2 separate regions of the Mus musculus genome follow, and region 2 is linked to region 1. The links are chromatin loops, found by intact Hi-C in ENCODE. Cell type or tissue: left cerebral cortex. All regions are shown on one strand. Links, peaks and the distances in the headings refer to the core of each region. The heading gives the core; the rest is flanking DNA. Region 1 has its middle 21 kb from the start of Ddx10. Region 2 overlaps Exph5 (exophilin 5).

Region 1 (7,582 bases), core at 2,630-5,129:
CCGCATGGTGGCCCACAAACATCTGTAATGAGATCTGACACCCTCCTCTGGTGTGTCTAACAACACCTACAGTCTACTTACATATAAAAATGAATCGAGAGAGAGAGAGAGAGAGAGAGAGAGAGAGAGAGAGAGAGAGAGAGAGAGAAAGACAATGTCCCCCCAAAAAGGATCAGCCATCTGTATTGCACACACACACTTGTCTGCTCTTTGCTTTTACTCTGAAACTGAAGAGTGAACCTAAGGCTGTGTGCATGCTGTGCATAGTAAGCAAGCACTCTACCTCCCACTGAGCTACATCCTCAACACTTTTTGTACTTTAGCGGGAGTGCCGCAGTAGGGGTTGAGACAATGTAGTAGTTCTGTGTAGTTCTGGCTGTTGAGGAGCTCACTGTATAGGTCAGACTGGCCTTGAACTCCAACATCCTTCAAGATACATCCAGAGTTAACATCATTTGTGCCTGTGTAGAATGTTTAATTGTCTTCTTGCTTTGGATTTTTCTTTATTTTTATTTATATCTTTGCATTTAAATTTTATTTATGATTAGCACTCACTCCTTCAGAGGCTTCTGGAAAGAGAATTTGAGAGGTAAAAATGTGGAGACCTTGTTTGTCTAAAAAGGCTCCATTCCCTCTCACGTTCTGTTAAGTTGTGCAAGAGAAATGGAATTCTGGCTGGGAAGCCGTGTTCCCTTGGACACTTCAACATGTTGCTCCCCAGGATTCCAGGGGCCTTTGAGAAATACACCTCCACTTTGCTCCCCACTCTTTGAACCTGACACAATTATCTGTATCCCTCTTATTTTCTAGTTACCATTAGATTGTGACTTTGTAGAATAATGTATCTTCCAATGAATTGTTTTCATCCACTGTAGTGATTTCCATTAGCCAGGAATTGTCCCTCATTTTTTTTTTTTTGAGGTTGTTCCTTTGATAATTTCCTATCTATGTTAATCTGTTCACCAACTTTCTGTTTGACATGTTGTTATGGCTTATGGACAATTTCATCTTTCAAGCCTTTGTTGAATGTACTCTTAAACATTATTTTCCAACTTTTCATTCTAATGTTTTATAAATGTTTGCTTGTTTGCTTTTAAGTTGTATTTATATTTATTTTTTAGGAAGTATCATGTAGCCCAGAATAGACTAAATTTTTTATATAGTCAAGGATGCCCAGGACCTCCTGATCTTCCTGACTCCACCTCCAAGGGCTGGAATTACAGTCATACACCACTATGCATGGTCTATTTTCAAGTTTTGAAACAGGGTCTTACTATATTGACTGAGTTAACCTCAATTCATGGCATTCTTCTTCCTTCAGACTCCATAGTGTTGAGATTACTGGGACAAGCCACTACATCCAGCCTTTTTCTTCCTTCCTTCCTTCTCTTTTTCCTTCCTTCCTTCCTTCCTTCCTTCCTTCCTTTTTTTGTCTGATTCCTGTTTCCTGGATACACTTTAATATATTAATACTATTCTGAAACAGAGTCTTATTGTTCAGCCCAAGCTGGCCTTGGACTTGCAGTCTTCCAGCTTTTTTTTTTTTAATATTTTTATTAGGTATTTTCCTCATTTACATTTCCAATGCTATCCCAAAAGTCCCCCATACCCTCCCCCCCATTCCCCTACCCACCCACTCCCACTTTTTGGCCCTGGTGTTCCCCTGTACTGGGGGATATAAAGTTTGCATGACCAATGGGTCTCTCTTTCCAGTGATGGCTGACTAGGCTATCTTTTGATACATATGCAGCTAGAGACAAGAGCTCTGGGGTACTGGTTAGTTCATATTGTTGTTCCACCTATAGGGTTGCAGTTTCCTTTAGCTCCTTGGGCTCCTCCATTGGGGGCTCCTGATCCATTCCAGCTTTTCAAGTGCTAAAATTTTAAAGTGTGTTAGCATGCTGGGATGCTTTTTTTTTTTTTTTAGAAAATTTTAATTAGAATTTTATGTGCAGGAACATGCATGTAAAAGTACATATAAAACATGCATTCTCTTCTAATTGTCTCTCTCAACTCTACATTTCTTTCCCCTATAATTGCCAAAAATCTCTGTCTTTCTTATTAAAGAATGGACTTAAACCTAAAAAGTTTGGTTGTCCTTTTCATTTGTAATAATAAGGATTAAACACTGAACTAAATTCAGTGAAGCACAGGTACACACAGAGACAATAAAGTGGGAGGCAACTATCTGGAAAGAAGAAGGGGTTCACCATGAGAGGAGGGTAGGCAAGGGAAAATAATGGGAGTGAATCTAGTAAAAAAATATATTATATACATGTCGACAGTCACACTATCCCTCATTAAATATATAAAATTATGTCTCAACCAAAATAAATTTGAATGAACAGTTTTTAAAATTTTTAATAAACTGACTCATTCATGTTGGTGGAGGTCAGAGGACAACTGGTCAGTGCTCTCTTTCTCCCGTGTGGGACCACAGGATCAAACTCAGATCTGACACCCTCTCCTGGCCTCAACAGGCACCAGGCACAGATGGTACATACACATGGCAAAACACTCATACTCATACCACTAAAATAAATAAATCATTATTGAAAACAACAACAAACAATTTGGCCCAGAGAAATTGGGCTGTGCTTATCAACTGTTAGGCTTTGCTCTCGTGTGGATTCATGACGGAGCTCCTAGACATGCTTTGTTGACTTGGAGCTGGAAACCTTGCTGTCCTGAAGGCTGGCTGGCCTTTGCATCTCAGTGTTAGCAGCATCCCAGCCTCTGCTCACTAGAGGATAGTTACAAGTTCCATCTGTAACTACAAACTGTCTCCAGACGCTGCCAGATGTCTAAGGTATCTCTTTTCAGAACCACTGTCCTGGACTGGTCTGGGTAAGGTTTGGGTGGCCTCCAAACAGCCGTCTGTAAGTTTCCTTTCTCACGGCTGTCAGTTTCTCTTGCTTTCCTACAAGAGATTTCCTGCCTGGAGATGATGGCTTGGATACCAGAAGAAGAGCTAGTCTTCCCGTGTCTATGTGGATTTTTACACTGTCACCATGCTTTTACATTTTTGTTTAGTATGTGGTGTGTGTGTGTAATGTGTGTGTGTGTGTGTGTGTTCACATGGGAGTGTGTGTGTGTGTGTGTGTGTGTGCATGTACTCGTGGAGGTCAGGAGTCAGTTCTTCCGTGTGGCTCCCGGGGATTCATCAGGCTGTATAACAGTCGCCTGGGCAGCACTATTTGTGAACTTTTGTCATATTGAGTTCTAAAAAGCTATGTCATTTTAGAAACATTATAAGTTTTATTAAGATAATCAGGCTATTTGAAAAAATAGGGGGAAAAAGTACTTCAACATTTTTCTAGTTGGTGTTAAAAATTGTTTATCACCATGCTGCAGACTTCTTGTAAAGTCTACCAGAGACCAGGGCAGTCAGAAAGGAAACCTGAGGATCAAGTCTTTCTGATTATCTAGGACACAAGACTATTGCTGTTCTCAGTGCTGCCCACTGCTGGACTTCTCTTTGTATATGAGCCTTTCCTTCAATACGTGATGCTGGTTTCATTGAATGTTCTCTATCAGAGGTTTGTGCTGGTAGAAACAGACCTTAAAAAAAAAAATAGCTACATAGAAATTCAGAAGTATTGTCACTGGAACTGCCTGCCTTCCAAGACTTATCTAGATCAGCAATGTTTCCAGATCTGTAAGCTGAATGCATGTTTCATTATTCACTGTGCGTTAGACTGAGTTGCTGGTTCCCTGCCCACAATAAAGCAAAATTGAATTAACGGAAGGCAAGAATTGGAGTGAAGATTGTTAAACTATGGAACGTTACATGTCATATAAGTTTTGAATCACATCATTTTCTGCTTCAAGATGGCAGCCAGCCAGCAAGTGAGGCCCTTCTCAGACTTTCCAAAGGAATCTAAAAAGAGCCAGTCAGCCAGACTCGCTCAAGTCTGAAAGTGTTGATGTTGCCATTCTGACACACAGTGCCTTCCCTACTGCTCCAGCCCTGGCTTTCAAAACAGGATTGAACAGGGAGGATGTGGAAACAGCTCTCCATGGGCCTACATGCCAATATAAATGCTGCACCCGACAAGCACGCTAGACAGGTGTGTTGGTTCTTAGGGAAGTTTACTTTTAACAACAGTGCCAAGCACACCATGGGAACATCTCCAACACGCAATCCCTACCTCAAGCGAAAGACTTTTATGATGAGCCAATGAGCATCTGTTGGCCTATTGCCTTGGTCCAGCCTATAACCACCATGACCAAACACTTGGTGCTAGGAACATATTGATACAACCGAGAGTGAAGAAGTCAAATGTTACTGAACAGACTCTTGGAGCCTGAAGTTCTCAGGCACAGGACTTTGAACTTCCCTATTTTCACCTCAGTGATAATCCAATAGAATTAAGATTAAGATTGTCCTAGACACATCCTGTGGCTGACCAGAATTAACTTTGGCAATGAAAAAGGATTTATCTGGCCTACACTTTCAAGTAACAGTCTATCACTGAGGGAAGTCAGAGGAGAAACAAAAAGCAGAAACTCAAAGCCAAAAACCTTGGAGGAATGCTGCTTGCTGGCTTACTTACAGGCTCATAGTTGGCTTTGGTTGTGTGCTCTCTTTTTAATATGGATGTGTCTGCATGAGTTTGCACACATCTGTATGTAGGTTTCTGTAGAACCAGAGCATGGTGGATGCCCTGAAACTAGAATTATGGGAGGTGTGAATGAGTGGTATGGAGGCTAAGAACCAAATCTGAGTCCTCTGCAAAAGCAATTAAGCATAACCACTATGCCTCCTAAGCTAGGTTTCTTATTCGTCAGAGACCACCTGCCTATGGACAATGTGGTCCGCAATAGGCTGGGTCCTCAATCATTCAGCCAGCACCATTTTGCCTTGTTGCAGTTAGATGATGATAATACTGTTAGGGATTGAATTTTATTGGTAGTTTTGAAACTTCTATTACATGGGCTCTAAACTTGATCATTTTTATTGAAAGGACTACTGTTTTAACTAATTTATCCTTTTAGTGTATTTTTTAAAAAATTTGTGATTGGGGCCAGAGAGATGGCTCAGTGGTTAAGAACACTAACTGTTCTTCCAGAGGTCCTGAGTTTGATTCCCAGCAACCACATGGTGGCTCACAGCCATCTGTAGTGGGATCTGATCCCCTCTTCTGGTGTGTCTGAAGATAGTGACACTGTACACACATACATAAAGTAAATAAATCATTTTAAAAAAACCCGTGGTTTTCTCTTTAAAATGATTTAGATGTTTTTAATTCTTTGCTCTGAAGAGAAATATGTTTCTTTGTTTTTTGTTTTGTTTTTTTTAGTATATAAATTAACCATTTTATTGAATATCTATAAACTATACATATTAACTATACAAAATGCTGCTTACAATATAAATACCTTTAAAATGTAAACATCTTTCTCCCAGGGACACCTGTTGGGCCCCAAAATAGTTCTGGGAGACACATTGGCCAGAGAAATATGTTTTATACCAAAGAAATGTTCTTATATTAATTAAATTTTCTACTTCTGTGATAAAACACCATGGCCAAAATCTATTTATGGAAGAAAGACTTAATTTCAGCTTACAGTTTCAGAGGAATTAGAGCCCATCTTGGTGTGAAAGCATGGCAGCACAGTAGAAGACACAATTGGCAGGGGCTATAAGCTCTACCCTACTTGCAGTTTGCCTGCCCTCGGTTACCGATGTCCTTCTGCAAGGCTGTGCCTCCTAAGCCATCCCAAACAGCAGCCCTAACTGGGCCAAGTGTTCAAGTAACCACACCTATGGGGGAGTCTCTCATTTAAACCACTATTTTTCTTAAACATTATCTTTTAAAATATTCCTCTTTTTCACTCTTCCTTCTTTGTTTTGAAAGTTCTTACTAGTTAAACAGTGACTGTTTTCCTGTGTGTCTCTATCTCTATTTCTGTCTCCGCCTCAGACAGGATCGCATGTAGCACATGTTGCTTAAATTCACTATGTAGCTAAGGATGACCTCAGATTCCGGCTCCTTCTGCCTCCTCCACCCAAGAGGTAGCATTCAGAAGTGTGCTACCACAGACAGTTCCTCCGTATCATATAAGCTATCTTATTTTCCCTTCCTTAAAATTCTTTTTGAAATTCACCTTCTATATATACCTCCTTAATGTGTATTTTAGATCATGAATACAGGATTTTAGGAGTTAAGTTTTAAAATGTCAGTTGTAGTTTTCAATTTTATTTTTATAAACTGTGAACATGAACCTTGGGTAGTTTTTTTTATTTTCCTGTGATTTCTTATCTCGAGCTATGTTAAGCACACTTGTTTTATGAGGCACTAAGCTGTAGGTCTCAGGAGGGAGGCATACATAAACCTGCCTGCTGTTAGATCTCTTATCTTACATCTGGTGGATTACTTCCTGCTGCTGTTTTGTCATTTTTAAAATTTGCTCTCAGCTTCAGTGGGAACCATACCTTCCTGCATAGCTTTAGCTTTAACCTAAGCAGCTCCTTTGCTGTTTGAGTTTTGTTTTTTTTTTTGTTTTTTTTTTTTTTTTTTCTGGGCTGTTGGGCTGTTTTGTGTCAGGTTTGGGTTGGGATTAGATGTTCCTGGGCCATGCAGAAAGTACAAATCTATCTGCACTTAGAGCTGGCGTTTCAGACTTTAGCTCTGCTCATGAGGTAAACTTGGGTTTTTTTTTATTTCTTGGAGGTTTTTAGATTGTTCCCCTCTCAAAGCCTAAGATCTTAGCAAGTTTCATTGGAGCCTTTTCCTGTGAGAGGGCAGAGAGACTTCCCAGTCTCTCCCTCGCACATGTTTTTATGATTCCAAGTTTATGCCTCGGAATCTTATTTTTAATTTCAAAGCCTATAGCTACCTCTGCTCGCCAAGGCCGCTACAGATTGAGCCTGTGAACTTTACTACACGGCACACAGCATCCAGATCTTTTTTTTCCATTGTTGACCTTTGGAATTTCCTGTTTCTCCATACAATCATGCATAAATATAATACAGCCCCTGGAGTCCTGTTTTAACTAGCATTTCAGGGTTTGCAAGAGAGGATTCTGCACTAGCTAGCCCTCACTGTTGGAACTAGATGTCCAACTGTGAAGTTTTTAACTTAAAGCTGCTCTTAAGCTACTGTGTCCTATAATACAAACAACTGTTTTGTATGCACATATATAATTCTTTAGCTGAGCTGAATTTCTCTTTTTAATCGTGTTAATTCAAAGTTCAAGGCCGTTTCGCAGGGAGAAGAGCACAGTTTCATAGACAAGTCAGTCACTGAGGCTTTGGTTTGCAGTGTGAAGGAAGACCACATAATACAGCAGCCATGGGCTATCATGCCCGAGGGAGCAACTATAGCTCAGAACTGATGGATGATGGGTGCAAACCAAGTGGAGGCTTAAAGTCTAAGTGAATGAGACTTTTACAAGCAATGCGAGAAGCACTGAGTCATCCCAAGGTAAATTCTACAGCAGGCAGGTTGTCAGCAATGAACAGATGCGCTACATCAAGTTCATCTCTGTACGTGGAAAGTCCAACACAGCATGGGGTAAATAAATGACAAAGACATTTCTTTTTTTTTTTTTTTGTTTTTTTTTTTTTTGTTTTTTT
Region 2 (7,582 bases), core at 2,989-5,488, 75 kb after region 1:
CTTCACTGTTCTCATTCAGACGACCTGCGAAGGAGACTCTAAAACTTCAGTCTCCGAGACCAAACCGGTGAGTTTAACTCAGGTCATGTGACGCTTTCCCAGGTTATCTAGTACAGAGGCAAATAGCCCGTTTGGTGTGCAGAATGTTCGATGTTTGTTCTTAGAATTGAAGTCTGGGTAGTCGCGAGGAAGCAAACGGTATCTCACTCACTTCAGGACATCTCTTTGAGACTGAAACTTGGCTTACCTGAAAGCCAGCTATTTAAGCAACTGCTAACACCCCGGGTGGTGAACCTGGAGAACCATGGGTTAAATGTTGGGAAAGAGTTATTGACATTTGTTCTGCTGAGTCTGGAACAGAGTCTGCGCCTTGGCTAGGAAGATAAATTTAAAATCACAGCTTTTCAGTGACTATGCGGTTTTGTCCATAAGTAGACCTAACATTGAAAGAGCAGAAGAAAATAAGTGTCAGGTGGGTAAACGAAGGGCGAAAAATCAACTCCCAAACAGAAAGGAAAACGAATTTGAATTTCAGAAATGCTAATGCCACTGTTCTTGAGTGGTTGCCCAGAATTTCCACCTAAGGAGAGGGAGGGGCTGCAGGCACCGGTGCGGACGTTCAGTTGAAGGCTGCAGAAATCAGTCCCCCTCTACTCCGAGTGTCATTGTGTACAGCTTTGTGACAAATGAGCGGGCTGAGCCGACTCCTGAGAATTTTCCGCGTGTCTTTCTGTTTGCAAAGCTTCCCACCCTCTTAAGGTGTTGGCTTGGCACGTGATGTGTTCCCTCACTGGCGAACCATTAAGATTGAGTTGCGGCGCTAAATCAAAGGTGTTGGAGGTCACTGTCCCTGAAAAACAAGCTGCAGCAAGCAGCTGCTGGGGCTTGTGATGAGGCTCTGGGACCTCACCGGGCACCAGAGCACCGGGAGCACCTGGACGGTTTACTTTCGGCTTTCACCGGACTGAAAGAGCTGAACAAAATGTAGATCTGTGGGACTGTACCTACCAGAACCTCTTGCCAGGAATACTCTTCATCGGTGAGTTGCTTTTTCAAAAGCAAAACGAAACATTTGGGGCAATAGTAATTCTGTTGTTTGGAAGATTTAAAACTGAAAAATATTCCGTGGTTACTAGGAAGCATTTTTTTTTTTTTTTCAAGGAGAAAAGAAGTTGATTGCCAGCATACGGGAGATCAAGGATTTCACTGTGTTGAATCTTAAGAGACTGGATTTTTTTTTAAGGCAGAGTTTCATAGAGCGGAAGGAGATGGCTTAGGAGACCCGGGGAAAGTGGCAGAAACGAGTTTACTCCATAGGCAGTTTTGGTTTTTTTTGTTTGTTTTTTTTTTTGTTTTTGTTTTGTTTTGTTTTTTTTTCTAAGCTCGCGTTACAGATTACTGCAAGAGTTGATCAACAGCTATAAAAGATCTAGGAACGTCATTCTTGGTATGTGTTTTGGCCAGAGGGCAAACAGAAAACTTGCAGACTCTGTTCAGCAGATGTCCTTCTCAGATACCAAATAGACTCCTAACTTGACTGACAAAATACAGCCTGGAGATATGCAACCAATGTCATTACTTCAGTACTGCCCAGACATCATCGACAGTTTTAAATACATCTTTCTTTCTTTTAAAAAAATATTCATTTTTATTATTATTACTGTGTGTATAAGAGAGAAAGACAGAGACAAAGACAGAGAGGGCAAGCCTGCACCATGCCATGCATGTGGTGGCGGTCAGTGGACAACTTCCAGGAACTGGTTCTGTCCTTCTGTGTAGGATGAGGATCAAACTCTGTCAGCAGCCTTGGCAACAAGAACTTTTACCCAACAAGCCGTCTTAACCACCCCAAGTACATCTCACTTCAACTTTGAATGGAAATGTGTAATATTTATCTCAACAAGATCACTAATAGTGGTGTGTTTATTTATGTACTTGTTTTGTTTGTTTGTTTGTTTGAGACAAGGATATATACTGTAGCTTAGGCTGCCCTGGTACTCAGCCCAGTTTAGCTTCAGGCTCACACTGATTTTCCTGTCTCTACCTTGACAAATATTTGATCTACCAGGTCAGAATATAACAAAGGGTATATACTATTGTTTATTCCTACAAGGTCTCACAGAATCATGCAAAAAGTATGCTCTCTTCATTTTTAAATTTGAACTTGACCTCAATATCTAGATAGAAATCTAAATGTGAGGGAACAAACATTTTTTTATGTTACAGGTGGGAGGTGTCATACCAAGACAGCTAATATGAATTCATGGGCTCTCTAATCCCATGTAGCCTTTAACTTTAACAGTTCTGATCTTTAAAGTACAAAAGCAGCCTTTAAAATGTGTTCTGACAAGGAAGCTGTTCCTTGCCTGAGCTCTGGGGAGGGGCTGACGGGACCTGGGAAGGTCAGCACAGAACTTTCAGGTCTCTACTTTCTCAAGCCGTCAAGGGTTTGCCAGGGCTGGACTGTCATGCTTGGTGCCCTGGAGAGTAAGTCAGCAAAGCAATTAAAAAAAATTTTCCCCCACTTTAATGTATCGTTTTAATTCCTTCTAGTATGATTTATGCTACGATGTTAATTTTTAAATCAACACGCTTCTCAGTTTATTTATTTTCATCTTTTTCCCTTTTCAAATCTTATTTGTGGTTATTGTAACAGATTTTTGAGTATCAGGCACAAAAGAAGTCAAGATTGAAGTTATTAATATAGCCATAAGATGAGCATGAGTGAGACGGAAGCATTCACTCCTCTAGCAGAGAGTCCAGAGCAAAGCATCTTGATTTGAGCTTCCAGAGCAGTATTTAGAGGAAAGGTAACCAGGTCAGGAAAAGAAAGGCAAAAACAAAACACCAAACTTTATATGCAGAAGATGAAACTCTTGATAAGCAAATTCTCCTCCTCCTCTTCCTCCTCTTCCTTCTCCTCCTCCTCCTCTTCCTCCTCCTTCTCTCTCTTCTTGGTTTGTTTTTTGAGACATGGTCTCTCTATGAGTCCTGGCTGTCCTGGAATTTACTATGTGGACCAGGCTAGCTTCAAAATCACAGAGCTCCATCTGCCTCTCAAGGGCTGAGATTAGATACGTATGCCACCACTCCAGGGTTATTTTCTTCTTTTAAGCTTTGAGTGTTTGTTTGGTTTTGCTCTGGTTTTGAGACAAGGTCTTTTTTTGTTGAAGCCAGGTTAGTCTCAGGTTCACTATGTAGCTCATACTGACCTTGAACTCCCAATCCTTCAGCCTCCGTCTTCTGGATTCTACAATTATAAATGTATCCCACCATGCTCGGCTCTATGCTTTGGTTTTCCCTTGGAAATGACACTGGAGAATAGACAATTTTTCTCAGAAAATAAAATGGGGAAGGGGTTTCATAATTTGGCAAGATATCCTTGTTTACTTTAAGGCCCAACTGGTAAAATTAGGATAGTTTCCCTCCCTACTCAGTTAATTCCCAACCCTGGTCCAAAACTCCCGTAGGATATGATGAGAAGACTTGAAAGAGAAAAATCAGAATCATGTAACTCTTACTAAAGTATATCATGTCTGTCCAAGTTTGTTATTATTCATTAGTGATATCTATGTCTTCCTATGTGTAGCATATGAATTAAGCATTAGGTATCTATGTATAAGAAAAATAAGATAACTATAGGATTTTGTTCTAACTGTGGTTTCTAGTAGCCATGAGGGATCTTAGAATGTATCCACCACACAAGGATAAGGGACACTGCAGCATATGGGGTGTTGGTAGTGGTGGTGGTATATATTGTCTTCTCTTGTTTTGCTTTGTTGAGAGAGAGTGGAACACTGTAGTCCAGGCTGGCCTAGAACTCTGTGTCGCCCAGTTTGACCTGGAACTCATTGCAATCTTCCTACCTGAGCCTCCTGAGTGTGGAATCTTGAAGTTTTGGTTTATTACTTTCAATGAACCAAAAAATTCATGAGAACGCAGTGCTCCCACCCATATGTTATAAAAGGTCACATGGCTTCCATTTCTGCCTCAGACGTGTCCTCTTCCTCCAAAACTCACAGTGTGCCCCAGCTTTCCCTTTATGATTTTTATGTTACTTGGAAAGGATTGAACTGACCCAAACCCCAGGAAGAAACACATTTATGCTTACCTTTTATTGATTGCTATTCCATGTACTCTAGACAGTCTAACGTAATGCGTGCAGCTCTCGTCAACACTTCCTGCAAGTGGGGTTTCCCAGGTCATGCTATAAGGTAGCTGGTGTATGGCCTATGGTCCTCAGCCCCCACCACAAAGTTTCAGTACCTCTGCTGTCCCACAGGCTCCCTCCGTGGAGTTTAGTAAGTGTCTGTGGTATACACCCTGGGCACTCTGACCTTCAGAGTAGCATCCTTAGCTGTTCCTTTCTTGGTTCAGATTCCCAGTTACAGAAATGACTCCCTCCTGACCATGATGAGGCAATATGTTCCAGCATGCTCCACCAGGAAGTCACACCCTCAGGGAGCCGCCAACCCTCTGTCCACCCACCATCTGAAAGCCACAGCCATATGCTCCTCCTGGTTTTGGCAATTTCGGAAATATAGGGTTTCTTTCTTTTTTTTTTTTTTCCATTGCTCTTTTCCTATGGTAATCCCCAAATGAAAACACAAGGGAACAAGTTTGCAAAGCTCATGAATAATATGTACAGTTAAAGCCCCCTTTCCTTGGAGAATTCCTATGGTGTACGGCACACCGGTGACTATCCCAGCATGGTTACACAGGGGCTGATAACCATGACTTCTGGATGAGAATTGAAGCCCACCCTTCTGTTCCTTAAAGATGATTTAATTCCCTTCAATGCGAGGAGCTTTGGTGGATCCACCTAACCACTTCTCAGACATGCCCAAATTTGCCTGATCCATAGGGCGTACACAGCTTGGGCCGTTCAGCTGCAAACTCTCTTACATAAGCAGAAAGGTCAGATACTATTTTGGAAAGTTAAAAGGCACATCGTATTTTCCCTGAATTTATATTCCTTGTGCCTCTTGCTCTGTCTTCCCTTCTTTCTCTTTCCCATTTTCTAGTTGAAAAAAATCCAAGCTGGAGTAGAAGACTCTAAGACCTTTAGCCAAAGAATTCAGAGTTAAAGAGATCTCTCCTTCTTAGGCTGTGATGGTAGGTGTGGTGCAGACAGATGAGCAGCTGGAAGAAGCAAGATGTGGGGAGAGTCTGAGTTTCATCCTGGGTAGCCAGTGGCTTCCTTGATCTGATTATCTTTATGAAGTTTGAGCCCCGTGAACAGTTTTACATGAAGAGATGGTCAGATCCTGGCTTTGGAATATAATTGAGGCAGCACACGGCTGGGAAAGAGGAACCTTTCTTTTTATTTCTCCAGGATAATTGGGAAGCCCTGCAGCTTCTTCAGACAAAGCTAATGGCTGTAACAATTCCCGACATGGGTGATAACAGCCAAGGCAATAAATAGCTTTACTTTTGTGTTCTGTCAAGCTTGTATCAAAGTCCCACCCAAGGATCAGACAGAGCATTTAGGGAAAGCGTGGACATAAAGCCAAGTCTCTTCCAGGAGGACTCTGTAATCTGATTGGCCCATGCAGTGGGTGGCTGGTTCACCTCAGAACTATTCAGTTTTGTTTTGTTCCTTCATTTTTGCTGCTGTTTGTTTTGGTTTTTGTTTCTTTGTTTATTTTGTTTTTTTCTAGACAGGGTTTCTCTATATAGCTATGTAGTCCTGCCTGTCCTGAAACTCACTCTGTAGACCAGAATGGCTTAGAGATCTACCTGCCTTTGCCTCCTGAGTGCTAAAATTAAAGGCACACACAACTGAATCTGTTCTTTATTTTCGGCTTCCAGCAAATAACAGTCAAGGGTCTTAAGGAAGTTGTGTCCCTTTGAACTTACACAGGGATCTCATGTGGCCTAGCTGCGACCTAGGTAATAGCAGATACACTGTCAGATGTATCACGTGCAGAGCATCTGATGATAAGGATCCTCCCTCCAGGGGAACAAATAGAAGAAATTCTTAACGTAGACGATAGGATCCAGGAGGCTTCCTGGAGGAAGAGGACCAAGTTAGGTGACTAAAAGACTAGAGTCTGTACCAAGCAAGGATGTGGTAGCCAGAGAACGCAGAAATCCATCTAGGTCACTGAGACTTAATGAGTCAGCTCGAGTTGACCTCATCTGCTCTTCACTTTAGAAAGATTAATCAATTCAGTGGTTTCTCAGCCCAGGGCAGTGTTATGCCCCGGTGGACATTCAGCTTTAAAACCTTTCCATTTTTCACAGCTGACGTGAGGGTAGAGGTCAGGAGTGCTGAGGAACATTTTACAGTGACTGAGACAGAAGGGCACAGGAAAAGGAGTTTCAGCAGTGCCTAGGCAGAAAATCTTTTTTCCAACCTATAGAACAAAGAAAGATAGATAAAAGTAAAGAAAGAAAAAAGAAAGAGAGAGGGAGAGAGAAAGAGAGGGGGGGAGGGAGGGAGGAAGGAAGGAAGGAAGGAAGGAAGGAAGGAAGGAAGGAAGGAAGGAAGGAAGGAAGATTGATAGATTAGAGTCAGTATCAGGAATGCTGGCATGATGGCGCATACCTGTAATGCCCTTCTAGTCTAACCTCAGCTACACAGTGAGTGTCTTAGGGTTTCCACTGCTGTGAAGACACCATGACCAAGGAAGCTCTTATAAGGATAACATTTAACTAGGGCTGGCTTATAGGTTCAGAGGTTCCGTCCATTATCAAGGCAAGAACATGGCAAACACGGTGCAGGCAGAGCTGAGAGTTCTACATCTTCTTCTGAAGGCTGCTAGCAGAACACTGTCTTCCAGGCAGCTAGAATAAGGGTCTTAAAACACACACTCACAGTTACACACCTACTCTAATAGAGCCATACCTTCTAATAGTGCCACTCCATGGGCCAAGCATCACAGTGTGTGTGAGACCAGCTTAGGCTACATAAGATCTTTGTCTCAAAAAGGCAAAACAAAATAAAAATGAGAGCATACATAAGAACTGGAGAGGAGGAAAATTTATATGTAATCTTAGCAACCAATTTTACTGGATTTAGAGTCATCTAGGAGACAAACACCGGGGCTGTATCTTTAACCATGAGCCCAAAACTCCTTTACCCCTTACGTTGCTTCTTGCTGGGGTATCAGTCACAACAAGAAGAAAAGAAACCTCTACATTCCTGGGATGGCAAATATGAAAACGAACAGCTCTGTGCAGGATTTTGAGTGGAATCGTGACACTGTAGCAGCTGGATGTAGTAGGTGAGGAAGAAGTGGAGGTGGTGTTTCTTTTTTCTGCCTTGGGGAGCTCGGTGGATGATGATGGACAACAGAGGAAGAGTGAATATGGGAAGCGGAATGACCTCCTTCATTCATTTACTTAACCAGACTCCACCAGAATTCCACAAGACCAACCCCAACAGTTCTCACCTTCATTCACAAGCTCCATTTCTGTGACATCAAGACGAAAATCAGAGGCCAAGAAGATTGACCACAGTGGAGAAGACATATATGGTGTGGGATCACATCTGAGGGACAGGGTTCTAGCAAAAGTCTGGTTCAGTTTTCTGGAGTGAGTGACAGCTACATGGTCCTTGAGTGTAAGATAATTGTCC

Evidence for each region. A loop is a pair of places that touch in the nucleus more often than their neighbours do. Peaks named below come from ENCODE experiments on the same cell type or tissue, not always from the same donor. Only the 100,000 strongest peaks of a DNase experiment are listed, where the experiment ranks them.
Region 2: it touches region 1 in a loop (1.9-fold over the local background); 3 of 42 quality-filtered maps call a loop at or near these places.

What each region holds. Positions count from the first base shown.
Region 1 is chr9:53,265,481-53,273,062 of GRCm38, forward strand. No RefSeq gene overlaps it. Among named protein-coding and RNA genes, the nearest start is that of Ddx10, 21 kb to the left of the region's middle. In left cerebral cortex, for the core only: a CTCF peak has its summit at 3,459 (motif pointing left); DNase peaks (open chromatin) are centred at 3,486 and 3,789.
Region 2 is chr9:53,340,432-53,348,013 of GRCm38, forward strand. Exph5 (exophilin 5) reads left to right here. Exons shown (of 6, transcript NM_176846.3): 3 at 1-67. Among named protein-coding and RNA genes, the nearest start is that of Poglut3, 40 kb to the right of the region's middle. In left cerebral cortex, for the core only: no CTCF peak of the experiment used is centred there; a DNase peak (open chromatin) is centred at 4,463; H3K27ac peaks cover 303 bases.